Regions from separate parts of the Homo sapiens genome. Here region 2 is linked to region 1. A link is an interaction called in ENCODE POLR2A ChIA-PET data of the cell type or tissue named here. Cell type or tissue: GM12878. All regions are shown on one strand. Each heading gives the region's core, and the rest is flanking DNA. Links, peaks and the distances in the headings are about the cores only.

The links. ChIA-PET counts read pairs that join two places held together with the same protein. Peaks named below come from ENCODE experiments on the same cell type or tissue, not always from the same donor. Only the 100,000 strongest peaks of a DNase experiment are listed, where the experiment ranks them.
Region 2: POLR2A ChIA-PET joins it to region 1 with 7 read pairs; 2 of 35 experiments call an interaction of 5 or more read pairs at or near these places.

What each region holds. Positions count from the first base shown.
Region 1 is chr1:212,160,405-212,165,788 of GRCh38, forward strand. No RefSeq gene overlaps it. Among named protein-coding and RNA genes, the nearest start is that of MIR3122, 85 kb to the left of the region's middle. RefSeq lists an enhancer at 829-938. In GM12878, for the core only: no CTCF peak of the experiment used is centred there; DNase peaks (open chromatin) are centred at 977, 1,280 and 2,467; H3K27ac peaks cover 2,563 bases.
Region 2 is chr1:212,339,778-212,345,161 of GRCh38, forward strand. PPP2R5A (protein phosphatase 2 regulatory subunit B'alpha) reads left to right here. Exons shown (of 13, transcript NM_006243.4): 4 at 2,411-2,503. Among named protein-coding and RNA genes, the nearest start is that of SNORA16B, 10 kb to the right of the region's middle. In GM12878, for the core only: no CTCF peak of the experiment used is centred there; no DNase peak of the experiment used is centred there.

The DNA of each region.
Region 1 (5,384 bases), core at 144-5,143:
CTCTATCGCTGGGCATGTAGTAGGTATTCAGCAAATGACTCCTTTGAAGTAGATTTAGTTCTCATGCTCCTGTACTCTCCATGCATTTCTATTATAACTCTATTCTAGTCCCAAGCACTTGGTAGAATAAATATATTTCATTCATTCCAAACAGGCCTTAAAGTAGGATAATTTTGTGTTTCTGAGTGACAGGGACTATACCCTACCAACTTTTTTTTTTTTTTTTTTTTTGAGACGAGTTTCACTGTTGTTGCCCAGGCTGGAGTGCAATGGCGCGATCTTGGCTCACTGCAACCTTTGCCTTCCAGGCTCAAGCGATTCTCCTGCCTCAGCCCCCCGAGTAGCTGGGATTACAGGCGCCGGCCACCATGCCCTCTTGTTCGTTTGTTTGTTTGTATTTTTAGTAGAGACAGGGTTTCGCCATGTTGGCCAGGCTTGTCTCGAACTCCCGACCTCAGGTGATACACCCGCCTTGACCTTCCAAAGTGCTGGGATTACAGGCGTGAGCCACCGCGCCCGGCCCCCTACCAACTTTTTACCCTAACATACAGTAAGTGTTAACACCTGTGAGTGTGAGTGTGAGTGTGTGAAGGTTAACCTGGAAGCATTGTGCTTGATGGCCTAGAAAGGGAACAAAGAAAATCTTGGCTGCAATGGTCAGGGCTATTTTATTCTTCCCAGTACTAGTAGTGCCTGGCACATTAGAAGTGCTCACACACATTGGCTGAATAAATGAAGAATCCTGCATTCATTCACCCTAGTTCTAGCTGTAACAATAGAATCCTATTCACTCTGGGTAGTTCTAGAGCCAGTTAGAGATATTGTATTGCATTCTGGAGACCCTCCAAGTCCAAGGAATTTCACCGTGTCTACAGAATACCCCTGTCTCCAAAGAAACTACATTTCAGTTCCAAGTAGTTGTACCACAGTCATAAACACAACCACAAAGGAGAAATGGAAACAAACCACCAAAACACTGTGACTGGGAGGCCCAACTCCTCTCAACCACTGAAGAGCAGTTTCTAAACAAACACAAAGGGAATTGTACCTGCTCTGGGTCCTGCCAAAAGAATAGAAAGCAAACCCAAGAAAGTCAGACTGGCACCAAGTGAGAACCCAACAGGGCCAAATAGGAAGCTCACTGGGGGAGGAGAGATGCCAGGATTAGTGGTGGTAGGAGGTTGACCTAATTCCACTGTGTTCAAGGGATATTACTGCCTGGTCCAATGAGTCATACAGCTCAGGCATGTCATATCATTTTAACCACAGATAATAAGAATAACAACCTCCTTTTATTGAGTGATTACTAAGTACCGGCCCTATGCTAAGCACTCTTTACACATTAGCTCACTTTTGCTAAGACTGGGCAGGGAGGTAATCAAGTCGCAGGAGTCATCCAGGTAGGCAAAAGAAATATGAAGGCAAGCGCACCACCAAGGCTGAGGACAGGAAATTTGGATGTTGACAGACAAGTGTCTGCCCCACCTCTAATTCGTTAAGCTGATGATTCCCAAACACACATCGGAGTAAACTGGGAAAGTTTTCAAAAGACAGCTTTCTGAGTCCCCCTCAGACTCACTGAATCAGAATTTCTAAGGACAAGGCCCAGAAATCCATATTTTTATCTATATTTTTAAAATCTATATTTAAAAATCCCAATTTAAAAAAAAAACCACCCTGAATTCACACTTGTGAATATCCCACATACACGTGGGCCCTTAAAGAAAGTGCAGATGCTAAAATAACCCAGGACCCTACATTGGCTTATTCCCAAACTGCTTTCATTTAGTCCCAGCTCTACTGGGTCTCAAATCCATGGCTCTAAAACCCTAGACATTCTTTGGGCCTGTGGACAGGTGTTTCTCAGGCTTTGCATCTGAGTTAGTCCCCAAATCCTTAGGATTAACTTGACTCCTGGGCATTTTGTGCCACTATAGGTGGTTACGTCCTCCCACCCCAGACATTTGCATCTAAACAAGCAGTGCCAGAGCCCTGTTAGTGAGGATGAGTAGGGGACACTTGGACCCAGGATACCAGCAATGAGACCATCATACAGAAGGATGAGTGTCCTGCAAGACCTGGCCCAACTAAAAGCCTCATAGCTATTGCCTGTTAGGGGAGGAATGAGTCTCTTAGCAGTCCCTGAGCACACATTGAAAAAGGATGCAAGTGAGGCGGCGAATGAGGGGTCTGAGCTTGAAGGTAGCCCTAGGACCTCCTCAACAGGCTCCCAGGTTCTGAATCCTGTTCACGAATCTTCCTTCTCCTGCATCAAGAACCATCTCCACCAACCCCCATCTCTGGTCTTTACCACAGGAAAACACCTCTGCTCAATCCTGGCAACCATCCACCACCCACAGACAAAAATAGACCAGCTGGCCTCTGCAAGCACGTTGCTTTCACTGATGAGAAACAAACACCCATTTAGTTTACTTTCTCTTCAAAAGTCCAGGAAGCCTCTTGACAGAAGATACTGGGAAGTTTTAGTGAAGGCCAAGGGCTTAAGTTTTGAAACCTAAACCATTTGACAGGCCCCGTGAAGGTGAAACTTATGGTCACATTGAAGCTCTTGCACTTTGAGTCTCATTTGCTAAATGTAGTAAGGCATTCATCGGGGTCTCTGAGACGCAGAAAAAAATGTAACGACAGTGAGGCATATGTGTGCTTCACGCAAGAAAGAACTTTTTTTTTTTTTTTTTTTTGAGACAGAGTTGCCCTCTTTTACCCAGGCTGGAGTGCAGTGGCACAATCTCAGCTCACTGCAACCTCATCCTTCCAGGTTCAAGCAATTCTCCTGCCTCAGCCTCCCAAGTAGCTGGGATTACAGGCGTGCTCCACGACACCCAGCTAATTTTTGTATTTTTTACAGGGTTTCACCATGTTGGCCAGGCTGGTCTTGAACTCCTAGCCTTGGGTGATTCACCCGCCTCAGCCTCCCAAAGTGCTGGGATTACAGGCATGAGCCACTATGCCCGACATGAAAGAACTTTCTAATGGAGTTGACCATCAGGAGAAGAGTCTGCCTGGGAGATGTGAGATCATTTCCATTGGATGTGACTCTAATTATCTATCAGCCATGCCATAGGTGTGAGGTTGGACCAAGAGAACCTTTAAGATATCTTCCAAGCTCTAACTCTACGACTCTGTAATCATTATCACCATAAACTGGGCACCTTTTCCACAAGGGGCTTGTGTAAAATGTGGAACAATCAACTTGGAAAAGGCCTATTCAAGAATCAGAACTTCTTGTGTTCTGAGGGATATTCCTACAAATCTCCGAGGACATAATAACTTACCAATATATAGTCTAGGAATATTTCTGAATGTTTCAGTCACTGAGAGTCCAGGAAGCCTCTCTTCTGGACAGTGTCTGCTAATTAGCTCCCTTGTTGAAATAGTCTGTATCCACCACCAAACACCCTGAGAGTGCTATCCTTTCCTGATGGATACATTATAGTTTATTTCTGAAATAGTTTATCTCTCAAATCTCTCTCTAACTCACACCTCTCCCCTGCTTAGATTGTTCCAATCAGTTGGACATTTTATTTGTATTTCAAACTACCTACACTTGAATATCTGTTAGACATTTTAAACTGAAAATACCCCAAACTCGTCTTCTGCCACCAAACTTGCTCCTCCCACCAAACTTGCTCCTCCCACAGTCTTGCCTGTTTCAATTAATGGCAACTCTATCCTTTCAATATGCTGGGACAAAAACCTTGGAGTCATTTGCGACTTATTTTACACCTTATAGCCAGTCTTTCAGAAAAACCTGTTGTTCCTACTTTCAAAATATATTCAGATTATGACCACTTCTCATCACCTGCACTGCTGCCACCTGGTCTAAGGCCATGGTTCTCTCTCACCGAGATTACCACAGTAACGTTTTCAACTCATCTCTCTGCTTCCATCTTTCAGTCTTTCTCAGCACAGGATCCAGAGTAGGGTGATGGAAATGTACTATATGGCTATTGTGGTGGTGGTTACATGACTCCATACATTTGTGAAAACTCATCAAATGGTACTCTTAAAATTGACAAATTTTATTATATACAAATTATATTGCAAGGCCAGCCATGGTAGCTCATGCCTATAATCCCAGCACTTTGGAAAGCCAAGGTGGAAAGATCGCTTGAGCCCAGGAGTCTGAGGCCAGCCTGGGCAATATAGTAAGACCCTGTCTCTACAAAAAATAAAAAAATAAAAAATTAGCCAGACGTGGTGGTGTGTGCCTATAGTCCCAGCTACTTAGGGGGCTGAGGTGGGAGAATTGCTTGAGCCTAGGAGGTCAAGGCTGCAGTGAGATATGATTGTGCCACTGCACTCCAGCCTGGGCAACAGAGCAAGACCCTGTCTCAAAAAAATTGTATTGCAATAAAGATTAAAAATGCAAATTAGATTATGTCATTTATTGGATCAAAACCATAAAAAATGGATTCCCATTTCATTCAGAGTATAATCCAGAGTTCTTACAATGGCCTTCAAGGTCCTGTTTAATCTATTACCCCATTAGCTGTCTGACCTCACCTCCTTTTCGCTCACTTAGCTCTACCACACTGGCCTACTCATTGTTCTTCTGTCATACCAGGAACACACCCACCTCAGGATCTTGTATGTGTTTACCTGTCTAGAACACTCTTGTTCTAGTTATTATCTGCATCCTTGATCCTTCTTCTTACAGTATTTTTTAAATTGTCACCTTCATAGCGAGGCTTTCCTAGACCATCCTATTTATCCACTCTGCCTTTTAATTATAGTGTTAAGACCATTTATATTTAATGTAATTATTGACACAGTTGATGTCCACTATCGTGCTATTTATTTTCAATTTAGCCTATCTGTTCTCTGTTCCTCTTGCCTCTTTTCCTGCTTTCTTTTGTATAAAGCAAGAAGAAAATGTTCAGGGTTTCATTTTATCTCCTCTATTGACTCTTGAGCTAGTTCACGTGGTTTTTGTTTGTTTGTTTTAGTGGTTGCTTTGGAAGTTATAATATGCATCCATCACTTACCACAGGCATATCTTGAAGTAAGATTATACCACTTCATGTATAAGGTAAGAAACATAAAACAACATACTTATATTTATTCCCCTTCTGGTCTTTTTTCTATTGCTATAATGCCTTTTATTATTTCTACATATATTATAAACTCCACAAATTATTGTTAACTTTTGGTTAAAATTCAATTGTATAGACTCACGGATTCCTATTTTATTCAGTGATACGATCTATTACTGTTATTATTATTATTTTTTTAGTCTTCAAATCATCCCAGATTGAGCCATTGGGAATCCCTTTAAGTTACTTCTTGTGTCTTTTTGATATGTCCCCCATCATTCTTTGAGGACTTTGTTACTTCTGGTAGCAGGTTCCATGCTCATTTTA
Region 2 (5,384 bases), core at 306-5,305, 180 kb after region 1:
GAAAACTATTAAGCCTTAAACCCTATATTTCTGATGAAGATCTTAAGAAGGGAGAGTAAATAGGCTAATGCATGCCACATTTGGCTCATGTTTAATGTTTAACCTGATCCCACCTTATGGTGGAATCTCCAGGGATTTGCATAAAGATTTGGAGTCTATAATTCCATACCATCAACCTATACTCTGCATTCTCTTCATCTCAAGACATGCTGCTTAAAAAAAAAAAAAAAAAAAAAAAAGCCAGGCATGGTGGCTTACACCTTACCAGCACGTTAGGATGCTGAGGCGGGTGCATAGCTTGAGCCTGGGAGTTCGAGACCAGCCTGGGCAACGTGGTGAAACTCTGTCTCTAAAAATAAATAAATATATATATTTTTAAATCAAGACATGCTGCTACATTTCTATAAAATAAAAGCCATCCTCTTCCTGAGGATCCAGAATCAAAACAAAGGATCTAGAATCAAAACAAATGCAGGGCTCAAGTTGCATATCCTCCTTAAAGCTTTTCCTACCTATTCCACAGTGATACAGCCCTTTTCTAAATAGCTCCTGCACTTATAGTCTGTGCCACATAATATAATTTTTGTGTAGTGAATGGGCTTTTTGAGCCATACCATCCCTAATGTCTGTTCATACTATACATAGCCCAGTACTGGACATGAAAATAGGCACTGAATGAATTAAGTTGTGCCGTTAATGAAACTGCATAGCAGTCCATGAGACTGTGCTGACTTTTCAGAGCGCTCTGTGATCAGTTTTGTATATCTTTTTGCACGTGTATACCCCAAAGCAAAATTATCTTTTATCTCTATTGTTGTTTGATTAGAAAATTATCTATGAATAAAAACTTAAATTGCTATCAAGTTTTATTTCTTGTTATATCCTTAATTTATGATAAACACAAAATGTTAGGTAACATTAGACCAGATAAGCATCACTCCTTTTCCACAGTTGGGCAGAGATACATCAAGCAAAATTGTATTTGCTCAGATCCCCAAACTTTTGTTAGCTGTAGACTGTTACTGAACTCACAGTAGTAAAAATGTGTTGTTACTTGGTGAATGATAAGGCCTAGATCTGGTAGTGCTTTTGTTTGCTCTAAGGTCTATTAATTTAATGTAGCAATCTTTCTTTTCCCTTTTTCTTTTCTAACTTCTACATCAACCTAACTGGCTACCTAAATGTTCATTGAATGACTGTTTTTGCTTTGGGATAGAATCCTCCTTTTTTATTTTTAGGGTGTTAAATTGATATAGTATTGTTTAATAGCTAATAAGATACATTTTGGGCTAAGTTTCTGCTTTTTATACCTATTAGGTTACAATAAAAAAAAACTTTAGTCATATTTGCCTTTCTCCTTGAAAGCAGGTATGATAGTGACAAGCTGAACCAAATATTTAATTCTGATTTGTGGTAGCAAGTGAACATTTGCTATTACTTGTAGGTTGCTTGGCACTTTTATAGAAGGCCTGCTATGACTTCTAGTTTATTTGCTGTGGTTGGTACACAGACATTTCTTCCCTAGCCCTGTACTTACGTAATTTGGTTCATTATTTCTCAAGTGTGGATAGGATATGCCTGGTTTTGATTTAATTAGTTTTCCCACTGTAGTTTTATAGAAAGACCAGAAGTTTTTCTTTTCCTTTCTTTTTAAAAATTAATGATACACTGCCTGTTTTATCTGGAGGTTGTTGACTCTGCATTTAAGAAACTCTGTAGTGATTAAATTGAGGTAGGTAGTAGTCCACTGGGAAGGAACATCTTCCTAGTGAGTATGGATTACAAAATAGGAATATATTTAATTAAGAAATATTTAATTTTATAGGCATTGTCCTTATTTTCTAGCTCCTGTAATTTAACGTTTTGCATCAAGTTATGTAAAGCAATAAATAAATCTCAAAGTTTATCAGCTTAGGAAACCAAATGGTGAATATATAGTTTCTAGGTTTGTTTGTTTATTTATTTATTTATTTTTCAGACAGAGTCTCACTCTGTTGCCCAGGCTGGAGTGCAGTGGTACGGCACAGTCACGGCTAACTGCAGCCTTGACCTCCAGACTCAAGCAGTCTTCCTACCTCAGCCTCCCAGTAGCTGGGACAACAGACATACGCCACCATGCCTGGCTAATTTTTTGATTATTTGTATAGACAGCGGTCTCACCATGTTGTCCAGGGTGGCCTCAAACTCCTGGGCTCAAGGGATTCTCCCACCTCAGCTTCCTAAAGTGTGTTGGGAGTACAGGTGTGAATTTTTAAAAAAAATTTTTTTTATCAACTCATTACATTTTATAATGAGATCTGAAATCTCCCCACTAAGTTGGTAAGAAAAGGTGTGTTTTTAATATGAAGTGATTATTTAGGGTAATATTCTGTAGCCATCATCTTAGCCTTTATTTGACTTTCTCTCATAGTTGGTATATGAATTCTTCTTGAGATTTTTGGAGAGCCCTGATTTCCAGCCTAGCATTGCAAAACGATACATTGATCAGAAATTCGTACAACAGGTAAGGAACTCTTTTGTCTTAGATTCTCATATATTCATCTTAGCAATGATTTATTAACTTATTATTAAAATAGTGTAGTCTTTCAAAACTTTAATGGTTTAATTTGACAGCACTTAATATTACTGCCAAACCATTAGAATAAAAGTGAAGTTAGCTCTGAGAGTACAAGAGTATTTTTATCAAGGGTGAGAGTCTAATGAAGTCAATCAAATTATCCTATTTAATCCTAAATTATCATAGTTATTTTATAAATACCAGAAAAACAAGCCTTTCTGCAGTATCTGAGAAAATGTGGTATGACCATTCAATCCATGGGCAAATCTTTGTTTTACATTTGTAAGTCTTTGAACTTGACATATATTTTAAGCATTGGGACTTTGAAATGACGGGGGAAAAAAGGAGTAGAATCATTGTGAGGAATTTGGGCTTTAGGCTCCTTTCCTAAGTATCAATTACCTTTTCCTTTTTCTTTCCTCTTTGCACCTAAGCCCCACCACCCAATTCCTAAACCACAGATAAAGTGGAATCATTAAGAACGTAAGGAGGTAGAATTAATTGTGATGCCTTCTTTTTTTTTTATAAACTGCTTATTAGCTGTTATTTTTGGAACCTACATATTCACAATTTCTAAGAATATATTCATTTTCAAAACCTTTTCAAAAATTTAAAGGCCTCTTTTTTTTTTGAGAGGGAGTCTTGTTCTGCTGCCCAGACTGGAGCACAGTGGTGCAACCTCAGCTCACTTCATCCTCCGCCTCCTGGGTTCAAGCGATTCTCCTGCCTCAGCCTCCCAAGTAGCTGGGACTACAGGCACACGCCACCATGCCCGGCTGATTTTTTTTTTCTATTTCTAGTAGAGACGGGGTTTCACCACATTGGCCAGGCTGGTCTTGAACTCCTGGCCTCAAGGGATCCTCCCACCTCAGCCTCCTAAAGAGCTAGGATTACAGGTGTGAGCCACTGCACTGGCCAAAGGCCCCTTTTTAACTATATGGAATTGGCTGGCCCCAAAGAAAATTGTGAAGTAGACCAAACCTTTCTAGGCATTTCTAGGCCTGAGTATGCAGGCCTCTTTAGGAATTTGATGCTGAGGCCAGGATTAAAATCATTGCAAGGACCTTTCCTACCCTTCAGACCGCTTTGTATGTGCCCTATGATAAAAATTCTACTAATGTGAGTTTGGTATATTTAGAGCTGATCTTTGGTCATTCATAACTACCCTTGACCTCATATAAAGTATTCTGACCTGTTGCTGTGAAGGATTGATAAATGAAGAACATTGTCAGCCTAAAATATTTCCTTCAACCATTGAAGTAGCTCTTCATAAACTATAAAGAAATATTAGGTGTGTATTAACAGTAACATATACATTTTAATCATGACTAAAAATTACATTAAATGGAGTTATGTTATTTTGGTAATTGCAAATGAATGCCTGTTTATTTCCTTGTGCAGCTCTTGTGTGGGATACATTAGGGAGCTCTAGTAATGCCATATGAAATTGTATTTAATACAGTAACAGGTTGAGGGGAACAATTGCCTTAGTGCTTTGTTAGTCTAGAGCTTGAGGTATTTAAGCTGCTGTATTATTTTGTGGTGTGAGGGGAGCAAAAAGAAAACTGGTGGGGCAGGATCTGTTTTCTACCTTCTACTTTAAATGCTTGAATTATCTGAGAAGCTAGGGCCCAGTAATTGCTTTTAGCAGTTTATATGGCTGTTTTGCTCTTGTTGCCCAGGCTGGAGTGCAGTGGCTGGATCTTGGCTCACTGCAACCTCGGCCTCCCAGGTTCAAGCGATTCTCCTGGATCAGCCTCCCAAGTAGCTGGGACTGCAAATGTGCCGACATGCCTGGCTAATTTTTGTTTGTACTTTTAGTAGAGACAGGGTTTTACTGTGTTGGCCAGGCCGGTATCAAATCCCTGACCTCAAGTGATCCGCCTGCCTTGGCCTCCCAAAGTGCTGGGATTACAGTTGAGAGCCACTTTGCCCGGCTGCCATTTTTAATTAGAATAATTTGATGTGAACTTATTAGATATATTAACAAAAATTCTCATACTCCGTAGATATTTTTTGCTGGAGTCTCATGAGGGCCTTAACAGCCTAGCAAACAAAGAATGGAAACTATAAGTATGGCAGTTGTTTTGGGAGATATAAATATGATTTAAGTCATCCACTCTGGTTTCAGATGCATGTGTTAGCAATTGTATATAATTCAAAACAAAATGGAATAAGAACTTCTGATGAGGTTCAGAGCTTGCTATCTTTATTGTAATTATAAACACGAAAGTTCAGAACATAAAATTCCTTGACAGCTTTACAGATACTTGTACTCTAGAGAGAGTATTTTATATTTTTCTAAGAAAATCCAATGTTTAAAATACAGTGTTTTTTTTGACAGAAGAAATTAAGTTTCTTTACCATTTTAAATGGAAATTTGAGATTTTGACTTTAACTTTTTCTAAAGTCTCTTCTCTCAGGTTTTGCTGAAAAGTTGTGCAGAATATAGGAGTACACTGATTGGGCCAATTGAGGTATAGGAGAGTGCTGACTGTGGAACTGGTTTAAAATTTTTCAGCTATTTGCTAAGCTGAAAAATCTATGGGCTGGGCATAGTGGCTCACGCCTATAATCCTGGCACTTTGGGACACCGAGGAGGGTGGATCGCTTGAACTCAGGAGTTTGAGACCAGCCTGGGCAACATGGTGAAACCCCGTCTCTACCAAAAAATATATAAATTAGCTGGGTGTGGTGGCATGTGCCTGTAGTCCCAGCTAGTTGGGAGGCTGAGGCAGGAGGATCTTCTGACCCCAGGAGGTCGAGGCTGCAGTGAGTTGTGATTGCATCACTACCCTCCAGTCTAGGCTACAGAGCAAGACTGTCT